Regions from separate parts of the Homo sapiens genome. Here region 1 is linked to region 2. The links are chromatin contacts, found by Hi-C or POLR2A ChIA-PET in ENCODE. All regions are on one chromosome and are shown on one strand. The core of a region is the stretch at or near the end of the contact, and the rest is flanking DNA. Distances in the headings are between cores, read along the strand shown. Region 1 overlaps TECPR2 (tectonin beta-propeller repeat containing 2). Region 2 overlaps TECPR2 (tectonin beta-propeller repeat containing 2).

Region 1 (5,780 bases), core at 349-2,848, 35 kb after region 2:
TTTGGAAGTTTCTTCTCCCTGCCTGGTCTTTGTATGTCCCAAGTTGTGTGTTTTCTGTCTAGTTCGCCTTTTACATGGCAGAGGCTTTCTTCAGATGTTGGCAGTCCCCTGGTTGGAAGAGTGAGGCCCAGCAAGGCTGACTGGAAGCCCTGAGCACATGCATGGAGCCTGTGGGCCCCGCGGGTCTCTGACAGCAATCTGGCTGGGCTGCTGGGTGGGGAGTCGTTGCTTTTAGCCTTCCAGGGCCCGCTGAGTCCTTGCCATGCATCCCCCACTTTCCAGCTTCCAGAATTGTATGGCTGCTTCCTCCCCTCATTCTCTCTGTCCTTAGGAGATTTGAACCTTTTTTCTTTGAGATGGAGTCTTGCTTTGTCACCCAGGCTGGAGTGCAGTGGCCCGATCTCAGCTCACTGCAGCCTCCCCCTCCTGTGTTCAAGCAATTCTCTGCCTCAGCCTCCCGAGTAGCTGGGATTACAGGCGCATGCCACCATGCCTGGCTAATTTTTGTATTTTTGGTAGAGACAGGGTTTCGCCATGTTAGTCAGGCTGGTCTCGAACTCCTGGCCTCAGGTGATCCGGTCTGCCTCGGCTTCCCAAAGTGCTGGGATTACAGGCGCGAGCCACTGCGCCCGCCCCGTTTTTCTTTGTTTAACCCATTCCCTCTCATGGTAGTGGTGCTTGAGAAGGGAGTGAAAGAGTAATTGTGTGCTCATTATCATCACTGCCCAGAAGCTTCTGGCTTCTTCAGCGCCCTGCAGGTGACTCTTGCACATACCCAGCGCTGAGCACCATGGTGCAGCTCATCCCCTTCACCTCCACGGTTCTGGTATCACAGTCTTCAGAGTATAGCCACTATTTTCCTCTAAGCCTCTGAACATCTTTGAGTGGTATTTAGGTGCTGGTGGGGCTGCCTGTTACACTGTAAGTTGTTCCGTCAGCACAACTATGCTGCCTGCAAATGAAGGTATGAAACCTCCCCAAACTGCTGTCTAATGGTGTGGGATGGAACCAGCTCCCTTTGAGAGAAACTAAATTGTTTTTTGCCACTTCCTTTAATTTTTTCCATGTTGCCTTTTTTTCCTATACCTCCATTTAAACATCTATTGTTTTTGAGCTCTCTTCTTCAAAACTTGCTTCTAGGAACTATTACCCCTCTTCACCATATTGAACTCTAAGTCTTTTCTCTCATTCTGGAAGGCCATGATACCTAGAAGTAGACCACAGGGTTCTAACGGGGTGCCCTGGGTCCTGCAGCAGTCCCCTCATCGTGCTTTAACAACTTATGACCCAGTAGTTTAAACAACGACCTAGGGAAGCTTGTCCCAGCCTGCCCTGCGTGTGCCCCCAGTAAAACCATGAGCGGCAGGAAGGGGAGCCCCTCGCGATGCTTGCCATGACCCTAGAGGAGCAGAGCCCAGAGATCATCTTTAGGGACCTCTCCCTCTGGGCTGCACTCATCCAGAAGGTGCTTCCCCGAGCCTGTCTGTAGAGTCAGCCACAGAGCAGGGCGATGAGCTATCAGAGACCAGGGTGTGTGCCACTGGGTCCAGCTTCTGCTCTTCTTGTCTCACAGCAATATTTGAGTCCTGGTGCTAGCCATGGCGCAGTCGTTGGGCTGGTATCAGTGACAAGGTCTGGAGGGTAGACAGGAAGAGTGGCCAGTTGGCTCCACCAGCCCCTGCTCAGGAAGGACAGAATGTGACAGGCACCCAGGAAACCTGCTTCTGAGCGTTTTCTTTAGCGCACCCCCTACAATTAGCAGATGCAGCTTCTTGCTGGATTCTGAGGTCACACCTCAGACCAGATGTAGAGGCCCAGCAGTAACTGGAGTCAGTGCAGAAGGACCCACCACGGAGAGGGAGAGGCCTCTGACAGGCCAGAAGAGAGCAGCAGTGGAGCCTGTTTCTGTCTGGAGCCCTGCTCTGCTGGGCCAGAAGTTTCCAAATGTTTTTTAGCAGTGGGACCCATTCTTCAAATTAAAAAAAAATTTTTTTGAGTTAGGCTCTTGTTCCGTCACCCACGCTGGAGTGCAGTGACACAATCTCAGTTCACTGTAACCTCAACCTCCTGGGCTCAAGTGATCCTCTTACCTCATCCTCCTGAGTACCTGGGACTACAGGTGTGTGTACAAAATACAAAAAACACTCCCAGCTGTCCAGCCTTAAATAAAATCTTGTACATAAGCCAGATGTGTTCAACAAGTAACAGCAAAACTGGTCCCATGAAACTGCCCCTTCCACAGGGGCCCTGAGGCACCTCTGCAAGGCCAGGGCCCCACAGGCGCTGCTGGAAAACTGCTGGTCTTCGGGCCAGTGAGGACAGAGAGAGAGCTCAGCACAGCAGGCCCCGGGCAGCCATACCCACCTCGTACCACGGTCAGAGTCTCGAGGAGCCTCAGAGATCATGGTCCCCGGCTCCTCCAGCTAAGGACACAGACCACGAAGAGGAGGTCCTCCTAGTGTGTCAGCCCTGGCTCTGAGAATTTACCTTTAATTTAATTCTAGACCTATTAACATGGGTATCGGGTTTTTAAGCCCATCTGAAATTGGGAAGAATAGACCAGAAGCAGGAAGAGGGTCTGCTACAGGGAAAAAAGAACTAGAAAGACCAAACAGAAGTCAGAAAGTACAGCTACCACGGGGCCATGTGACAAATGGCCCAACCAACCCACACGCCTCAGCGCCCCCTGAGGCTGCACGGATAGACGGACAGACACACAGCAGCACCATGAATCCTTGAGGGAAAGTAAAGCTCAGCATGTGTCAGTCTTTACGGGGATTCAAGGTTAAAACAGGGAGGGAGAGAGACTTGGAGGGAAAAGAAAAGGCAGTGTGGAAAGCACAAATGGCCGCCTGGATAACCGTGGTTTGTTTGGGTTAGGATTATTTCCAGAGGCGTCTTTCCTGGGGCATTTGTGCTGCCGCTTCAAAAACCCTCGGTCCACCCTGGTATTCCTGAAACATTCCTGCTGAATTTCTTCCAAGTTCTGATAAGTCCATGCCAAAATGGTCTGTCTAGATACATGTTTCCTTTGGCTGTGAAATCTTCAGCATGTTTTTGTTTTTCAGCCTGGGTTTACCACATTCTGACTGAGGAACATGTGTGAGTGTGTGTGTGCGTGCGCACACGTGTGTTGATAAAAGCTATGATAAAAGCTCAGCTACAAGAAGTTTGAAGAACTGTGGTCTGAGCCCCAGACACTTGTGTTTTCTTTTTCTTTTCTTTTCTTTTTTTTTGAGATGGAGTCTCGCTCTCTCCCCCAAGCTGGAGTGCAGTGGCGCAATCTGGGCTCACTGCAAGCTCCGCCTCCCAGGTTCACACCATTCTCCTGCCTCAGACTCCCGAGTAGCTGGGACTACAGGCGCCCGCCACCACGCCTGGCTAATTTTTTGTATTTTTAGTAGAGACGGGGTTTCACTGTGTTAGCCAGGATGGTCTCAATCTCCTGACCTCGTGATCCGCCCACCTCGGCCTCCCAAACTGCTGGGATTACAGGCGTGAGCCACCACGCCCGGCCTGTTTGTTTTTTTTTTTTGATACGGAGTTTCACTCTTGTTGCCGAGGCTGGAGTGCAATGGCGCGATCTCGGCTCACCACAACCTCTGCCTCCCGGGTTCAAGCGATTCTCCTGCCTCAGCCTCCTGAGTAGCTGGGATTACAGGCATGAGCCACCACACCTGGCTAATTTTGTATATTTTTTAGTAGAGATGGGGTTTCTCCATATTGGTCAGGCTTGTCTTGAACTCCGGACCTCAGGTGATACGCCTGCCTCAGCCTCCCAAAGGGCTGGGATTACAGGCGTGAGCCACCACGCCCAGCCTCTTTTGCATTTTTATGAAGTTTTTAATATGAATAAGCCAAAATTTTAGATCACCTACTACTTTTTTTTTGTTTTTTTAGTAGAGATTAGGTCTCGAGCTACTGGGCTCAGGCAATTCTCCTGCCTCAGTGTCTCATAGAGCTGGGATTATAGGTGTAAGCCACTGTGCTCGGCCTTTTTTTTTTTTTTAATTGAATTTTTTTTTATTTTTTTGATACGTAGTTTCACTCTTTTTGCCCAGGCTGGAGTGCAATGGCGCAATCTTGACTCACCGCAACCTCTGCCTCCTGGGTTCAAGCAATTCTTCTGCCTCAGCCTCCTGAGTAGGTGGGATTACAGGCGCCCCCCACCACGTCCGGCTAATTTTGTACTTTTTTTTTAGTAGAGACGAGGTCTCTCCATATTGGTCAGGCTGGTCTCAAACTCCCGACCTCAGGTGGTCCGCCTGCCTCAGCCTCCCGAAGTGCTGGGATTACAGGCATGAGCCACTGCACCCGGCCTAATTGAAATTTTTATTGAGATAATGGTCACTGCACTTGTATTTATAAGAAATCCTGAGTACCCTTTACCCAGTTCACAGCAATGGTAACTGCAAAACTATAGTACACTGTCACAACCAAGGCTTGTCTACTTTTTTTTTTTTCTAAATTGTGATAAAATACACATGAGATTTACCGTTAGTGACAGTACATTTGCAATGTTGTGCAACCATTGTCACTATATAGTTCCAGAACATTCTTTTTTTTTTCTTTTTTGAGATGGAGTTTTGCTCTTGTTGTCCAGGCTGGAATGCAGTGGCACAATCTGGGCTCACTGCAACCTCTGCCTCCCCAGGTTCAAGTGATTCTCCTGCCTCAGCCTCCCGAGACACTAGGACTACAGGCATGCGCCACCATGCCTGGCTAATTTTGTATTTTTAGTACAGATGGAGTTTCACCATGTTGGCCAGGCTGGTCTCAAACTCCTAACCTCAAGTGATCTGCCCACCTCGGCCTCCCAAAGTGCTGGGATTACAGGCATGAGCCACTGTGCCCAACCTAGTTCCAGAACATTCTTATCCCTCAAGAAAGCCCCTAGCAATGTGAAGCCACTCCCCATTCCTCCTCCCTCCTCTCTCCCAGCCTGTAGCAGCTGCTCACCTGATTTCTACCTGGGATTTTCCTCTTCTGGATGTTTCATAGAAATGGAATCCTGGCTGGGCGCGGTGGCTCACACCTGTAATCCCAGTACTTTGGGAGGCTGAGGTGGGTGGGTCACAAGGTCAGGAGTTCAAAACCAGCCTGGCCAAAATGGTGAAACCCTGTCTCTATCCCAGTACTTTGGGAGGCTAAGGTGGGTGGATCACAAGGTCAGGAGTTCAAGACCAGCCTGGCCAAGATGGTGAAACCTTGTCTCTACTAAAAATACAAAAATTAGCTGGGCATGGTGGCAGGCCCCTGTAGTCCCAGCTACTCGGGAGGCTGAGGCAGGAGAATCACTTGAACATGAGAGGCAGAGGTTGCAGTGAGCCAACATCACACCATTGCACTCCAGCCCGGGCGACAAGAGCAAAACTGTGTCAAAAAAAAAAAAAAAAGGAATCCTACAGTGTGTGGCCCTGAGTGATACGTGCTCTCTCTGACAGCCCCTGAGTGTGTCTGGGTTTTGTCTGTTTAAATGAGGGTTTATTCAGCCCCAGACTTCTGGTACAAACCAGGGGACAGCTAGCCGCTCTTGCACTCAGCACAGCTAACAAACCAGCAGTGCCAGGCTCAGCCGGGAGTTCTTTTGCCTCCAAAGAAAGGCTTGAGAAGAATCTACACTAACTTTAGTGGAGGCACTTACATCAGTGCCTCCACTAAAAATAAAGCAAAAACAAGCAAATCCAGGTGACAGTTACAAAAAAAAAATACAGTGAGTTTATAAAATAAATACAGCAAAGGTGTGTTGAGACCGCCAGTGAATCAGGTCACTGTGATGA
Region 2 (5,836 bases), core at 2,775-5,274:
AGAAACAGGATGAGGGTATAATCAAGCTCACTGTGTGTGATTTGGTCCCAGCAAGAGCGCCTAGAATGAATTTCTCTTTTCTTTTTCTTTTCTTTTTTTCTGGGGCAGAGTCTCACTCTTTTGCCCACACTGGAGTGTGGTGGCAGGATCACGACCCACCTCAGCCTCCCAAGTAGCTGGGACCACAGGCACATGCCACCATGCCTGGCTAATTATTTTGGTAGAGACAAGGTCTTGCTGTTACCCAGGCTGGTCTCGAACTCCTTGGCTCAAGCAATCCTCCCACCTTGACCTCCCAAAGCGCTGGGATTACAGGTGTGAACCACCACCCTCGGCCCTAGAATGGATTTTCAAAGGAGTGTCTACTTTCCCCTTCTTTGGTATAGTTTAGTGTTAGTGTTGCTCCCACAGTCTCCCACTGTGGTAGGTAAGATTTCACTGATAGTCGATGGTCGTGAAATATTTGATGTTTCTTTTTTTTGAGACGGAGTCTTGCTCTGTCACCCAGTCTGGAGTACAATGGCGCAATCTCGGCTCACTGCAACCTCCGCCTCCTGGGTTCAAGCGATTCTCCTGCCTCAGCCTCCTGGGTAGCTGGGACTACAGGCACGCACCACCAGGCCCAGCTAATTTGTGTATTTTTGGTAGAGACAGGGTTTCACCATGTTGGCCAGGTTGGTCTCAATGTCTTGACCTTGTGATCTGCCTGCCTCAGCCTCCCAAAGTGCTGGGATTATAGGCGTGAACCACCGCGCCCGGCCAGTATTTGATGTTTCTGAAGTATCTTGCCCCATTGGTTTATGTTTTATTGTCACCTCAGACTTGCTTTGTTGAAGGCTTGTCTTGCATTGACTGCTCTGAGGTCTTTCAGATGAGAATGTAGAAAAATGAGTTGTGTTTACTCTTTGATAAAATATGTATTCTATATAATATGTACATTATATACAGATGTATCTAATTTATATACTAGGTAATATTTGATAGTCATGCAAATGATTTTAAAATACCTTTTGTGTACTTGTAACCATATATATACATATACATGTAAAAATATACATATATGTATTTTTGTAGAGACAGGGTTTCACCATGTTGGCAGGCTGGTCTGGAACTCCTGACCTCAAGTAATCCACCTGCCTTGGCCTCCCAAAGTGCTGGGATTACAGGCGTGAGCCACTGTGCCCGACCAGGAGTAGGGCATTTATGCCAGTGATGTTTTATGTAATCAAACCCAGCAGGGCAGAAATGTGAGTGAACATCATGGAGAATCAGATTTTCACTCATAAAGAATTTGCCTTATATCAAGCTGCCCAAGAAGAGAAGAGCTTCCTGCAGGGAGGGGTGGTTGGAGAAATGTCTGAGGTATATGAATGCTTTTCAGGAATGTTATAGAAGCAAGCTACCCTTCTGAGCTAGGGTTAGAGTCTAGATACCCAGGATGGTCCTAGTTGATGCTCTTGCCCTGGAGTAATTATTAGTAGTCCCAATTCAGATCATAAATTAGTTCATCACAGCCTTGCATGGTGGCTCACACCTGTAATCCCAGCACTTTGGGAGGCCTGGGCGGGCGGATCACCTGAGGTCAGGAGTTCAAGACCAGCCTGGCCAACATGGTGAAACCCCATCTTTACTAAAAATATAAAAAATTAGCCGGCTGTTGTGGCGTGCGCCTGTAGTCCCAGCTACTCGGGAGGCTGAGGCACGAGAATCTCTTGAACCCAGGAGGCAGAGGTTGCGGTGAGCCAAAATTGCACCACTGCACTCCAGCCTGGGTGGCAGGGCAAGACTATGTCTCAAAAAAAAAAAAGTTCATCACTCTACTTGTGATACCTTTTTAGATGCATATTATGTTTCTAAGTACCGTATACTGTTGTCCATTGGAAATACCTGATTTAAAAGCAAAATTAAAGCTGGGCATAGTGGTTCATGCCAGTAATCCCAACACTTTGGGAGGCCAAGGCAGGGAGATCACTTGAGCCCAGAAGTTCAAGACCAGCCCTGGGCAACACAGGGAGACCTGTCTCTACAAAAAATTTAAAAATTGGCTACATGTAGTAGCATTCGCCTGTATTTGGGAGGCTGAGGTGGGAGGATTGCTTGATCCTGGAAGTCAAGGCTGAGTATGATTGTGCCACTGCATTCCAGCCTGGATGCCAGAGCAAGACTGTCTCAGAAAAGATGGCAAAATTATTCTTTCTCACTCTGATTAGAATGAAAGTCTTCTTAGAAGGGGTGTGAGGGGGTGATAATCACAAAAGTAATACATGCTTGTAACAGATCCATGTTGTATAAAAGTATATAAAATGTGAATATATTCTTCCATACCTTTAAATCCAACCCTACGAAGGAGCTGGAGTTAGCATTAGCAGTTTGATGGCATCCTGCCACATTTTTTTGGTCCTTTCACAAGCGCACACGTGCACATTTGTGTTTGGATGGTCATCTTGTTACTAGAAATGCAGAGGTGTGGACCTGAGCTAGAACCTTCCCTCAAGGCAGAGAGTCTACACTTGTAACTGCTCTGACAGCAGGGCTTTTGCTTGTCTCCTCCTTCCAGGTGAGCATCACGGACTATGTGGTGTTTGACCAGTGCAGCTTATTTCAGACGATAATCCATGCCACTCACTCGGTGGCCACAGCAGCCCAAGCCCCCGTAGAAAAGGTGGCAGATAAGCTGCGCATGGCGTTTTGGTCCCAGCAGCTTCAGTGCCAGCCAAGCCTTCTCGGGGTCAATAACAGCGGTGTCTGGATCTCCTCGGGCAAGAATGAATTCCACGTCGCTAAGGGAAGTCTCATAGGTGGGTGAATTGCTGTAATTTTCACACTGGCTTTATAGGCAGCCTCACTTTAAAGCCAACATTTAAAGAAAAGCTTTAAGATCTCAACTTGAAAAGATAATTTAGTGCCAGTGGTATGAAGTGTCTAGTGGAGGCACTCTATGCTTTGTGATCAGTTTCTCTCCTTTTTAAAAAATCTGTCATTCCTAAAACTCGTATCCCTGTGTCTGGATAGTGTTTCCCCTGGAAACCTTTTATGACATAAGAAAAGCAAATGGAGGTCATTTTTATGTTAACAATTTCACATTTTAAATGAAAAAATCCACCCAAACCTAGTGAGAGAGAATGGTCCACTTCCTGGAGGGAAGGTGATCGCCACTGTTGGAAATGCAAGGCTCTGGCCAGGTCTGTGAATGTAGATGCCAGTCTACACATCCTGGGGTTTGTTTCTGTGAGTGAACCCCTTGCTTTTCTCCAGCCCTCTCCCTGCTGCATGGCCTCCACGACCCTGGACTGGGTGTGGCTCTGCCTGGCAGTATTCAGAGGGAGATGAATGTTAGGCTGTGATTGCTCATGTCGCTTTATTTAGGGACACTCTAGAATTATCTGGAGAAAGGGTTTGAAGGCCAGCTGTCGTCCAGAACTAAGATCTGAAGTGGTTTTGTCTATGCTTTCTTTCTTTAACACATTCTTCCTATTTACTCTTTCCAGGCACCTACTGGAATCATGTGGTTCCCCGTGGGACAGCTTCTGCTACAAAATGGGCCTTTGTGTTGGCTTCTGCAGCTCCCACGAAGGAAGGTGGGTCAGTCTTAGCCTCACTGAAGAATCTAGAGCACAGCTTGGCCATTGGAAAGGTTCAAACCACAGTCGGACTGTGGCCTTGTTGGTTATGGGGCATGCCTCGGAGACTGACCACGTGAGGGTGTCAGAGGCCAGTAGCCCTTGTTAGCTGAGCCGAGGGCCCTGAATCGGGATAGGCCTGACCAGGAGAGCCTCTGAGAGGGACCGAGCGTGGTGAAGATGAGGGAAAGTGTCCTTCTGAAGGAGGGGCTCACACAGTGCAGCCACCGGGGCTGGCAGCTGGTGACTTCCAGTGGCACATGGCAGGGGCCACAGCTTCTTTGGGCACCTTCCCATCTCCCCTCGAGAATCCTTCTGTCACCTCCCAGCAACTTCCTTCCGTCTTGTTCACAGCCTCCGGATAACCTAAGTCCGACATTTGCACCGCATTAGGCAGACCTGCCCTGCAGCGGGGTGCTCCTGCCAACCACATTCTGGGCAGAACTCAGTGTCCCTGCGGAGTACAGGGTTTGTGAGGGAGCCAGGGCACCAGAGGGTGAGGGAGCTGGCATCTGCGGCCGGGAGGGGCACTTCCCCCACCCGCTTAGCTGGGAGCCCCGGCAGTCAGGCGACCTCTCTGGGAAGTAGCTGTACCTCCTCCCAGGATTGCCTGAGGATGAAATGCAAAGATGCTGTGAAATCTGTGGTGAAGAGGGAATCGTTTGCTTAGTTCAAACCATTAGTCCCACTAGGATGCAGGTGACTGGGTCAGTACAATAACTTCTTACTCACCAGATTGTTCGGACCACAGTTCTGGAACCCAGAAATCTCTGAAAACAATGTTATTTCTTGAGTCTGGCATAAATTAATTTGGCAGCAAAACCTGACCGGATCTCACATAGCTGCCTCCAGCCTTGGTTGATCTGTTGGCTGTGACCGCATCCATGTTGCAGGGATGTTACCGCACTTCACCGGGGAGCGCCTGGCCCCTCCGTGGTTGTTTTGTAAACCTCTGGCATACCCATTAGCTTAGGTTTTCAAAAATCCAGAAAAAGTTTGAATTCCAAAACGTGGCCACAAGTTGTAGATAATACTTCATATAACGTACTGTGACCAAGATTTTAACTGCCCTAAGGATTATTTGCATTTTAAACAGAATCTGTTAAACCTAAAGGACTTTTTTAAAATGCTGTAGGGAATGAAAGGACATGATTTTGAGGCAAGGGTGGGAAGAGAAGCACTTCCAGCTTCCTAAGCCTTCTCCAGCAGCTGCCCCACCCCCCGGCCCCATCCCCAGAAGGTCCGGGAGAGCACCATGGCGCCATCCTTCCTAGGAACTGCCAACCCTCCCTCCCTCCAGGGCACCGAGTTGATAGTCTTCTCCTCTTGGTAAAATTAACTTTCTACATTAAAAATGCTTTGGTGCCTTTGTTCAAGTGAAAAACTTCTCAGCCCATGAAAAATGGGAGGTCAAAGCCACTAAGCCAACATTATGGCCTTCATAAAATCTCCTAAGCCTTGCCTTCTTTCCATTTCTTTCCAACATCTCAGGCGTGTTTCTTGTTAGTCACGGTGTTTCCCTCTGCCTTCTACCTTAAAGTGCTACACCGCTCCTGCCCGTGTGGGAATGGGCAGGTGAGTGAGCTGGCATCTGTGGCCAGGTGGCTAGCGTCTGCTGAAAGGCAAAGGCTGCCTTGTGCATTTAGGGCAGGCGGCTTGGTGCAGACAACACCTCGATGACAAACATGACCCCTTTCTGCAGGAAGCTTCCTGTGGCTGTGCCAGAGCAGCAAGGACCTGTGCAGCGTCAGCGCCCAGAGCGCACAGTCGCGGCCCTCCACGGTGCAGCTGCCTCCCGAAGCCGAGATGCGCGCCTATGCCGCCTGCCAGGATGCGCTGTGGGCGCTGGACAGCCTCGGCCAGGTGTTCATCAGGACGCTCTCCAAGAGCTGCCCCACGGGCATGCACTGGACCAGGCTGGACCTCTCCCAGCTAGGTACGGCCACCTCGTGAGTACACCTGCCGGTGCCCTGACTGCCCTAAACCGGCATCACAACGTGATGTCGGACAAAACTGCCCGGCCTGTGTCCAACCTGTGAGAGTTCTGAGGGGGTGTTTATAAGCTGCTGAATTTCAGGAGCTCAGTTGGCCACTCTTTCAGACTAGACAGGCTCTGGGTTTTGTCCCTTCCCCTGCCCCTTAGAGTTTGCAGGGCTGTCAGAACCCGAGGAGGGTGTGCGTCCTCAGGTCAAGGGGCCACTCGCTGCGAGCGGCTT

The links. Hi-C counts contacts between places; a loop is a spot of excess contacts on that map. ChIA-PET counts read pairs that join two places held with the same protein, here RNA polymerase II (POLR2A). Pooled maps may share reads with other maps.
Region 1: POLR2A ChIA-PET joins it to region 2 with 10 read pairs in OCI-LY7. The contact joins two enhancer-like sites. A Hi-C loop is called at or near these places in 8 of 168 maps with a recorded cell type or tissue (PC-9, Right ventricle myocardium inferior, dorsolateral prefrontal cortex and 4 more) and 7 of 50 pooled maps. POLR2A ChIA-PET finds 5 or more read pairs at or near these places in 8 of 52 experiments (HCT116, HEK293, HepG2 and 4 more).

The regions. Positions count from the first base shown.
Region 1 is chr14:102,484,324-102,490,103 of GRCh38, forward strand. All of the region lies in intron 17 of TECPR2 (tectonin beta-propeller repeat containing 2), which reads left to right. Among named protein-coding and RNA genes, the nearest start is that of ANKRD9, 23 kb to the right of the region's middle. Within about 2 kb of position 1,599, at least 3 of the 41 ENCODE cell types and tissues checked have a DNase peak (open chromatin) inside an H3K27ac peak, as active enhancers do; they include gastrocnemius medialis and psoas muscle, where a contact is called at or near this core.
Region 2 is chr14:102,447,072-102,452,907 of GRCh38, forward strand. TECPR2 (tectonin beta-propeller repeat containing 2) reads left to right here. Exons shown (of 20, transcript NM_014844.5): 14 at 2,558-2,798; 15 at 3,489-3,578; 16 at 5,323-5,556. Among named protein-coding and RNA genes, the nearest start is that of ANKRD9, 60 kb to the right of the region's middle. Within about 2 kb of position 4,025, at least 5 of the 41 ENCODE cell types and tissues checked have a DNase peak (open chromatin) inside an H3K27ac peak, as active enhancers do; they include gastrocnemius medialis and psoas muscle, where a contact is called at or near this core.